Linked DNA regions of Homo sapiens: region 2 is linked to region 1. The links are chromatin contacts, found by Hi-C or POLR2A ChIA-PET in ENCODE. All regions are on one chromosome and are shown on one strand. Each heading gives the region's core, a stretch centred on a gene start or an enhancer-like site at or near the end of the contact. The rest is flanking DNA. Distances are from core to core; before and after follow the strand shown.

What was found. Hi-C counts contacts between places; a loop is a spot of excess contacts on that map. ChIA-PET counts read pairs that join two places held with the same protein, here RNA polymerase II (POLR2A). Pooled maps may share reads with other maps.
Region 2: a map of Right ventricle myocardium inferior shows a loop between it and region 1 (7-fold over the local background). The contact joins the enhancer-like site here to the promoter of POPDC3 in region 1. A Hi-C loop is called at or near these places in 3 of 168 maps with a recorded cell type or tissue (MCF 10A, PC-3 and Right ventricle myocardium inferior), 1 of 37 single-sample maps with no recorded cell type and 3 of 50 pooled maps. POLR2A ChIA-PET finds 5 or more read pairs at or near these places in 2 of 52 experiments (MCF 10A and Panc1).

What each region holds. Positions count from the first base shown.
Region 1 is chr6:105,177,332-105,182,400 of GRCh38, reverse strand. POPDC3 (popeye domain cAMP effector 3) reads left to right here and starts at 2,387. Exons shown (of 4, transcript NM_022361.5): 1 at 2,387-2,568.
Region 2 is chr6:105,299,138-105,304,206 of GRCh38, reverse strand. The region is part of intron 10 of PREP (prolyl endopeptidase); the gene reads left to right. It also overlaps the pseudogene RPL35P3. Among named protein-coding and RNA genes, the nearest start is that of PREP-AS1, 23 kb to the right of the region's middle. Within about 2 kb of position 2,891, at least 5 of the 41 ENCODE cell types and tissues checked have a DNase peak (open chromatin) inside an H3K27ac peak, as active enhancers do.

The sequences.
Region 1 (5,069 bases), core at 1,138-3,637:
GTCCAGGCATGGATTAAGTAGATCCTCTGCTCAGGGTTTCACAAAACTGCAATTAAGGTGTCATTGGTTTGTGTTCTCATGTGGATGATTGACTGGGGAAAGATTTACTTCCAAGTTCACTTAGGCTGTTGACAGAATTCATTTCCTGGAGTTTGTAGGACTTCTTGCTGGCTGGCTATGGGCCGGAAGCTGCCTTTCAGCTCCTAGAGGCTGCCCATGGTTCCTCACCATGTGGACTTTCCAAGCATGGCCACTGCCTTCATCAGGCCAGACCGGACAGTCTCTAGAGAGAGTCTGTTCATAAGAGACAGTCTTTTATAATGTAATGTGGTCATGGGAGTGATATCCATCACCTTTGTTATATTTATTTTCAGAAGCAAGTCACAGGTCCCAACCCCTCTTAGGAGGAGGGGATCTAACACAGGTATGAACATGAACAGGTACTGGGAATCAGAAACTATTGGGGCCACTGAAGAATCTGTCACACAGGGATATCTTTGTTGCATTGAGACAGGAAAGCTATTTTAAGATGGTGTGGTGAAAAAGGATAAAAGCTCCTTACTCAAGCTCTAGCTTATCTAACTCTCAGTCAATAGGTAACAAAACACCCAAGAAGCTGTTAACTGCAAGCTCCTATTTCAGAGGGCTAGGGACTTCCCCAGATCCCCGCCTGTACAGTTAGACTTAAACTCCAACCTACATTTACCCCTTCCTCACTTTAATGCTAAAAATTACTCCTGGGGTGGAGATTTAAAATGCTAATGCTACATATGATGTATGAAAAAGCATATTGGGCCACTGTGCAAGCACTAGAAAAACTCCTCCTATAGGTGCCCTGATGTAACCCTCCCCTATAGAAAGACCCTATAAAACTGACCCACACACTATCCTCAGAGCAGTCCGTTCCTTTGCCTTTCTTGGTGCTGACTCCCTTGCGCACAAGCTGAATACACTTTCCTTTGCTGCTATGTTTGGTGATCTCTGTTAATCTCTATCATGGGAGATCATAAGAATCCAGGGCAACAGTAACAGCTTCTGAGTTTTTAAATTAAAAATAACAGTAATATAATCCTTAAATTTTTAAAATGTAGGACACTAAACAAGTAAAATCTAAATCCAGAGTACATCTGACCTCAAAGTTCATGGGCTTCTCACTTCCCTGGCCATAGTTTAAAGGTGTGTGTGTGTGTATATATATATATATACATATATATACACACACACACACACACACACACACACACACACACACTATGGACTACATCCAGTTCAAACTGGATTTCCAACATTTGAGTAAATCCCTGCAATGAAGAGAAAGAGCAAAGGCCTAGGAGTCAACTGGTTTCTAGCCATTTCTGGGGTGTAAGAATATGTGTATTTCTTGATCCTCAGTTCCAGCATCAATTAAAGGGAGTTAATTTTACCATCTATATTCACTGTTTTTGTGGTTACCCTGGGGCTCAAAAAAGACACTGATTGCTCAATAAATTCTTGTTCCTGGAGTCGCTGTTATCAATATGGTTATATAAAATGAAAGCGAACTAGAAGACAGGAGATGACATTCTTAAATTAGTGGCGTGTTTTACTGGTCGTCACCAACCCTCACATTTGTTTCATCACAAAAACAAAACAAAACTTTGCTAATTGCAAAGGAAGAAAAAATGCACCTGATCATTGCTTTAAAATTGTATGCATTTGGTTATTACTGATATGAGCTTTTTGTCATTTGTGTTTTTAAATTTTTTCCTTTTATGATTGTCTATGCCCTTTACTCATTTGCTTTTAGAGATGTTCATTGATTTGAATATAGATATTTTATTTTTCATGCAACAGTCCGTATTTATTGGTTGGGTGCGGTGGCTCACATCTGCAATCCTAAGCTTTAGGAGGCTGAGTCAGGAGGATGCCTGGGCCCAGGAGGTCGAGATTGCAGTGAGCCGTGATCACCACTGCACTCCAGCCTGGGTGACAGAGCGAGACACCATCTCTAAAAAAAAAAAAAATACTATATTTACCTCTCTCTCTCTCTCTCTCTGTCCAATACACCCTAATATTCCCGTCCCCACTATGGTGATTTACCTCTTCATTTTGTTTACGGTGTGTGTGGAGCGGGGGTGAGAGAGCAGGCGTGCAGTTGCCTTGGTTCAGCAGCCAGCCCATCGCTCCTGCCTAGTGTGACTGTGAATACTAGGTGTATGTTACAACCGGGAGCGGTGTACACTCGGGGAACCGCATCTTTGGAAACTTCGGTCCGTAGCGGCCGCTAGGATTCTCCGCAGCCCCGCACCCCGGTGGCCGAACCGCCTGCCCCGGCCCAGACGCAGCCGCCGCGCCCGCCCACCCGGCTGCGCCCCGGGGCGCGCGCCCGTGCCCGGCACCCGCCCGCGCCGCCGCGCCGCTCCGGAGCCCGCTGCGGTCACGCTGCGCCCGGCGCCGCAGGGTGGGCGGCGAGGCACTCACGAGGGGGACGCTGAGGGCTTCCGCGCGGGCCACCCGGGTCAAGCGCGCTCCGCCGGGAAACTTCTGCGGGCGCCGGGCTGAAGCTCCGGGCAGGGCTGGGAAGGAAAGGTAAGAAGGTGAGCCCGGGGGCGCTGCGTCCGCCGCCTTCCGGTGCTGTCCGCACCCTCGCACCTCGCGGCCGCTTCGGGCAACTTAGCGGGCGCGGCTTCTGCTGGGCCGCCGACCCCTGCGAGCGCTTGCGTCTCGCTGCCCCGCGCTGCCCGCGCCGCTCCCTTCCCGGCTCCGGTCAACTCCGCGCCCTGGGGTCCGGGGTCTGGGGTCCCGGCTGTGTCGCCGCTCACAGCTCGGAGGTCTAGGGGATCCTTTGCTGCGGTTCCTATCCGCGCCGACCCCTGAAGAACGCGAGTCGTATGCCCTAGAGGCTTCTGGGCGAATATTCCTCCCAGATCTTTTCCTGCAGGTCCTACTCTGGCCCCAGGCACCCTGGAGCCGAAATAAACAGGCCAGTTTTGCAAGGGAGAAAAGCCGTTCCTAGGGGCCCTTGTCAGTCCTGGGGAAGTCATGCCAGCGCCGGGAGTTTCCTTCCCCCCTACTCCCGCCCCCGGTCTGTAAGCAAAGGGCCTGACTGGTGTCAGTGCTCTCACACTGTTCTCACAGAGTTGGGGGTACAAAAAAGCTGCCTCATCAAAGGTCGCGCGGACCTGTTTTCTCCATTTGGGGATCCCCCTGCCAAAAAAGAAATTTGCCAACCCCTAAATTGTCTTATCACCATGTCGGTTACAGTGGTATAGTTTTGAGGGTCTGTATTTTAGGCAAAGATGAAAGGCACAACCAAAATACAGTAAGAGGGGCAGTGCCAAAAATTTAGCCAGAAGACATTTGCAGAAAGTGAAAAATTCTGTTTGTAAATAATAAATGGAAAAGTAGAATTAGAAGCCCACTTTTGGACGCAATTTGATTTACTAAACTTCGTTGCTTCCTGACTTTTCACTCTAATTCCGGTAGTTAGATATTTTGAATTTGCAAGCCTACAAACTGCAATTGAGTTTTATAGCAGCCTTAAAAAATTATTGTTGCCTGTTCATACTAAGTTTAGTGGCTATTTTTTTTCCTTCTTGTTTTTAATTCTACGGACTGTTGCATGAAAATATCCTCTTGTGAGAGTACAATAACTTGGCATTGTTCTTTGTGACAATAGAAAACCAAACAAGAACTACATGAGACAGAAAATATAAACAAAAAATTGGATCTCAGTTTCCATATTCGCAAAATGAAGAGCTCTGGCTGATCCCAGATTCCAGATATCTCTGAGGTTCTGTCCTGAAAAATCTGTGTGTGTGTGTGTGTGTGTGTGTGTGTGTGTGTGTGTGTGTGTGTCTTCAGGAGTTTGGGATACAAATATTAATTGAAATCTAAGATATTCTCTGTCCTCAAAATTTTATACATTTAAATGGGAAATATTTGATAGTTGAGTTTCTTTAATCATATCAGTCCCTCAAAATAGCTGAATCATGGTGCATCTTCTGCCTCTAAATGGTTACATTCTATGCTATTAAATAAAAATGTGTCATGGGAAACAAAAGTCCCATACTTTTCACCACAAGACTGACTAATACGGTTGACACACTAGAGCACTGATGCCTGCTTATTTTGAAACAGTCTCCAGGAAGAATTAAGAATGTTATGAAGCATTTGCTACAGTATGTGAGCATAACACATAAGCAACATGGCAGGCAAGAAATTTCAAAACTGCTTTGGAAATATCCATGATAGATCTGAAAGTCTGTAAACTGCAGTTGAGATCACATTTTGTAATTATGGTCATTGGTCAGTTGGGATTATGAGCTCCCTCGAGAGAATGTCCCTCCAATTAATAGAAGAGTATATCGAATCACCGATTCGATTGTTTTAAAGGAAGAGAGAAAATGTTTCTCCCTTTTATCTAAGTAGTTATAAGAAAAAGTCTTACAAGGAAAATTACATCAGGTGTTTTCTAAATTAAATAAATAACCGAAAGTTCCTGACTGAAATTACCTATAAAAATGCAGGGTCCTCCTCCAACCCAGAGAATCCAGGGATTGATTCACACAGACTTTTAGCGAGACTTTCTTACTTTGTGTTCTTCAACAGAATAATAACCTCCAGTGACTCTGGCACACTGAAATTGGCTAGGATGGGATCATGAAGGAAGGTGTTGTGGGGTAGTATTGGAAGGACAAGCAACTGGCTAAGCTTACAGAAGAATCTCCATCCCTCTGAGCTTCATCTTCCACTCTGAACAATGCTGACAATAGTATGTAGGTTTCAGAGTTGCTGTGACTCCTAAATGGATCTGTTTTAGGAATTAGTACCTGCACAGAGAAAGAGCACAGCTGATCTTGGTTCTTCCTGTCTTCTTTGGAAGGTGTTTGTTTCCTAGCTGAACAAATTGCAGCTGAACTGTAGATAACAGCTTTTGCTTTTAATTTCAAAATTCTGTGTGGCAAAATCTTGATAATTGTTGAATCTGGGTAACAGGTATATGGGAATTTGTTGTATACTATTTTCTCTATTTTTGTATGTGTTCAAAATTATCAGAAAAAAATTTAAGTGTGAATCTGAAAAAAAAA
Region 2 (5,069 bases), core at 1,642-4,141, 120 kb before region 1:
TAATACAAAGTAAACACTATGTAAATAGTTGTTATACTCTCCTGTTCTTTAAATTTTTTATTGTTGTATTATTATTTTTTGTTGGGTTTAAAAAAAATTTTTCAATCCACAATTGGTTGACTCTGCAGATGTGAATCCCATGGATGTAGAGAGCCAACTGTATAGACCTCATATTTGGATTAAAATGAGAGAATATTTTTAAAGCCCTTAGACTAGTGCTTGCTTGTTACATGGTAAGAACTAAATAAGTGTTTTAAACAAGTCAAGTAAAATAAATAATGTGAATTTTGACCAAAGTATGAACTAAAGAAAACTCTGTTGTGAAAAATATAGAAACTAACTGGCAGGTATTTTAACATTTGTTTTTAAATGTATGGAAACTTTAGTTGATAATTAGCTTGCAAGGTTCTGTCACTAGGTTCTGTCTGCAGAACCTTGGCTAACTTTTGTTTCTTTTGGTTTTGGTTATTTTAACATTTTCAGGTAAGGAATAACTTTCTAACAGAGAGGCTCCAAAATGCAATGAATGGCCATTTGTGCTGTTTTAAGTTTCTTTCTTGTTACTAGAAATATTTAAGCAAAGGATGAACCTGCCTGAGATGTAGCTTTGTGGGTGTCTGCATTGGATAGGGGAGGGAGGAGGAGGTCAAACAAGTGAACTTCTAAGAGCCAATAGATTTTTTTTTTTTCAGTCATGATTTGGTTTAGAAAGGCATGTGACATTGGGATTGGGGCTCTGGAGATGCGAAACAGCAATATCACTAGAGAGGCTGGTTGAAGTTGGGAAGAACTGAGAGAAGTTGAAGGCAGAAAGTGGAGAGCTTTAATTGCTGGTCTAAAACGTGGACTTTGGATGGGCTTGGTGGTTCACACCAGCACTTCGGGAGGCCCAGGCAGGAGGATTGCTTGAGGCTAGCAGGTTGAGACCATCCTGGACAACGTAATGAGACCCATGTCTCTACAAAAAATAAAAAATTAGCTGCATGTGGTGGTGCATGCCTGAAGTCCTGGCTACTCAGGAGGCTGAGCCAGGAGGATGAGGATTGCTTTACATACATACATACATACATACATACATACATACATACATACATGGACTTCATTTTGTAGAGAATGGAGAGGCATTGCCTGTTTTGAATAGTAGAGTGACTTAGATTAAAAGGGAGGTTTTACATGGATTAATCTGGTAACAGGTGCTCAGATTGGAAGCAGGAGTCCTGGAAGCCAAGGCCCCTGTGCAGGCAGGCAGGGATAAGATGGTGTGGGAGAGGTAGCTACAATGACTTTGAGCTCCGGACCTGAGGTAAGCTGGTATAGGTATTTGAGGGTCAAAAAGAGAGTATTTAGCCCTCGGAGCAGGCGGCGGGGGCGGCCTGTGCAGCAATGGCTAAGATCAAGTCTCGGGACCTTCACGGGAAGGAGAAAGAGTTGCTGCTCAAACAGCTGGACGACCTGAAGGTGGAGCTGTCCCAGCTGCGCATCGCCACTGACAGGCGGCGCGGTCTCCAAGCTCTCTAAGATCCGTGTCATCCACAATTCCATTGCCCGTGTTCTCACCGTAATTAACCAGACTCACACAAAGAAAACCTCAGGAAATTCTACAAGGGCAAGAGGTACAAGCCCCTGGACCTGCGGCCTGAGAAAACATGCGCCTGCGCCACTGGCCCAGCAAGCACGAGGAGAACCTGAAGACCAAGCAGCAGCCGCGGAAGGAGCGGCCGTACCCGCTGCAGAAGTACACAGTGAACGCCTGAACGTCACATTGTCAATAAAAGAGAGCTGGCCGAAGAGAACAAAAGAAAAGTGTGTATTTAATATGCAATTCTGTATTCATTCAACAAATATTTATTGAAGGCAAACAATGCAGAACTCATAACCCTCTGATGATGGACTCATCATGTGGTTCTCATGCAGGAGCAAAACACACAGCATATGCCTTCCATGTGCAGCATAAATCCCATTGCAGTGAGCCATGTTACAGGGCAGTTTCTGCCTGTACCAAAACAGACGCTGCTTTCTCTGGGCCTCCGCGTGTAGCAGGGTTCCTTCACTTTTAATGAAAATGTCTGATTGTGTGTCTTCATTAACTACAAAGAGATCAGACCAGTGGAACTGAAGATGGCTTTGATGTTCTACAATCAAGTCAGATTTATTCATCCTAGCCCTGTGTGTCTTTCTACCTCAAAACACCAGGTTACTGCTAAAATCCAAATAAACTCATCAAAGTGCCATAGCACGAGATCCAGCTGTGCCTCCTTCACTGCCCTTCTTTCCTTGTATTCAGAACTTCCACTTTCTATTTCGCTTTTGGCTTCACAGTTTGAGACTGGGAAAAGGCGTATTATTCCAAAAAACAGATGGCTGAGCCTTAGAGAGCTGGTGAATTTCTGCAGAGATGATCAGTATAGCACTTAGCACATTGTTGGTGCTCAAGAAATGTACTAAAAGTTAAAACAGATTTTAAATAGACTGACTTTGCTGTAATTGAGGTATCCTAAGGGAGCTTTTAAATCCCCAGTGTTACCAAAATGCCCAGCCATCCTTGGAAAAACTAACTAAAGCAGTCTGGAATAGACTTTCCTTCTGTATTTTCTGCCCAAAGATGACTCTTAAACTCCTCTCTACTCCCCAAAAGTTAAATGCCTGGAACATAGACAAGATGACAACCTTCTAATGCCAGGCTAGCATTTTTCACCTTAGTACAGCACAGAAACATGTAATGCCTCCCTCTAAGTCCTAGGAAGTTCTTCATATGCTCATGTTACAGGGTAACTGAAGCACGGAGTTTGCCCGCCTACTGTCCAGTTCTTTTGGTAATGGAATGTCTTGTTCCTCTGCATGCTGCCTGTGGACTCAGAGCAGTTCTGCTCCTTGTCAGATTTATTTGGCACACGTAGCACAGACCACACAAGTGGCCTCTGTCAACTCTGATAAAAAGGGGGAGCTCAACACCCTTTTATGAACATTCTCCTTTAAACCTGTCAGGCTCTAAAATTAGGCAGGAGTTGCTATCACCAGACATTCTTCTGTCTGAAGGGGCTGCCCTTTGCAGCCTACCTTCATCTTTCATAGATGAGCACATCTCATGACTGGCGATAATGGGAGTCCTGGCATTTGCCTCAGATAGCTCAGTATCTGAACTGCATCAAATGCATTACTGAAGATTGTTTTCAGGAACCTAACTGATTGCACATTCGTGCGTCTTAACACAATTGATTTTATTACTAAATGTACGCATCTCAAGGAGAATAATAATTTCAAGAGAGACAGTTGATCTTTGCACAACTAAGGTCATTGATTTGAAGGAACAGTAATGTTCCATTGATTTGTCATATTTACTTCTCTTTTTTCTTTAAAGGAAGATATTCTTTTTTTTTTGAAATCAGATTTACATGTTAAGGCAGCTAGATGTGTGTTTAGTGATTGCCCTCTTGTGCTAAAACATGCTTCCAGAGTTAAACTGCTTTATCATTGGTGATGCCTCTGGAAAGTTGTGCTTGACAACAGAGATGGGATTTCTGAAACTTTAGACTTATGTACTTTATATAAATGTACACCATTTCTTCAGTAGTTTTTTTTTTTTAACATAAAGCATTCAGCTCAAGGATCTGTGAGTTCTTATCTGTTAAACAATTATTCTTAGAATATGGTTTTAAATGTGCAAAATCAGAAGCTGCTTTAAATTTAATTGATTACTTAAAAAGTTGGGATAGCTTTATGATTTGCTCAAGCATTTTTTTATTTGTGAAATGAATTGTGTCTGTTAAGCCTTAAAAAAATACTATTGAAATGGAATTTTTTTGGTAGAATGGCCATGGCAAGATATAGTGGGATTTTTATTGTTTTAATAATCTGTCTTCAAGATGGTAACACTAATGACTGTGTGGAGAAGGATCATCTTTCTAAGCTGACTCATTTTGCTAAAATAGTAACAGCAGCCCCTCTTGTATCTGGAATATCGCTTTTGAAATGTTTGAGTGAGTCTCCTTTTTAAGAAAATAACAAAAACAGTCTGGGCGCGGTGGCTCACGCCTATAATCCCAGCACTTTGGGAGGTTGAGATGGGCAGATCACTGAAAGTCAAGAGATCGAGACCATCCTGGCCAACATGGTGAAACCCTATCTCTACTAAAAATACCAAAGTTACCCGGGTGTGGTGGTGCACACCTGTATTCTCAGCTACTCAGGAGGCTGAGGCAGGAGAATCGCTTGAACCTAGGAGGCAGAGGCTGCAGTGAGCTGAGATCATGCCACTTCACTCCAGCCTGGACAACAGAGTGAGATTCCGTCTCAAAAAAAAAAAAAAGCAGAGAAGCAAATAAGGGATAGCATCTCTGGCAGAATGATATTTGTCCCCAGGATTCCCTAGAGATAGGTGGTCATTGTCTTGGGGAAGAAGAAATGAATGTGTTAAATCTATACCAAAGGCTCTAACACTTTCAACATTTTGTATAATTGCACCCAATAAAGATATTTACAAGGAAGTAATAACTTGAAGTTAATTACTTTGTGATATAGTAGGAAAAAAACACTGAAACAGGGACTTGGGAGACCTTGGTAGTAATGTGCCATAAGCTGGCAGTGTTGCCTTGGCGGGTATTTTTTTTAAAGACAGAGTCTGGCTCTGTTGCCCAGGCTGGAGTGTAATGACGCAATCTCGGCTTACTGCAACTTCTGCCTTCTGGGTTCAAGAGATTCTCGTGCCTCAGCCTCCTGAATAGCTGGGACTACAGGTGTCCTCCACCATGCCTGGCTAAGTTTTGTATTTTTAGTAGAGATGGGGTTTTGCCATGATGGCCAGGCTGGTCTTGAACTCCTGTCCTCAAGTGATCTGTCCGTCTTGGCCTCCCAAAGTTCTGGGATTGCAGGCATGAGCCACTGTACCCAACCCTTGGCAGGTATCTTTATCTTCTTGAATCTTATTTTGTCATTTGTAAAATAAGAGAGGACTGCTAGCTGGATGACAGCCTGGAGTGACAACCTCTCCCTATATCTGAAACATTTTAAAGTCCCAGAATTTACTATTATTATCTTATATCCTCAGGGCTGAGAAAGAACTGACACCAGCT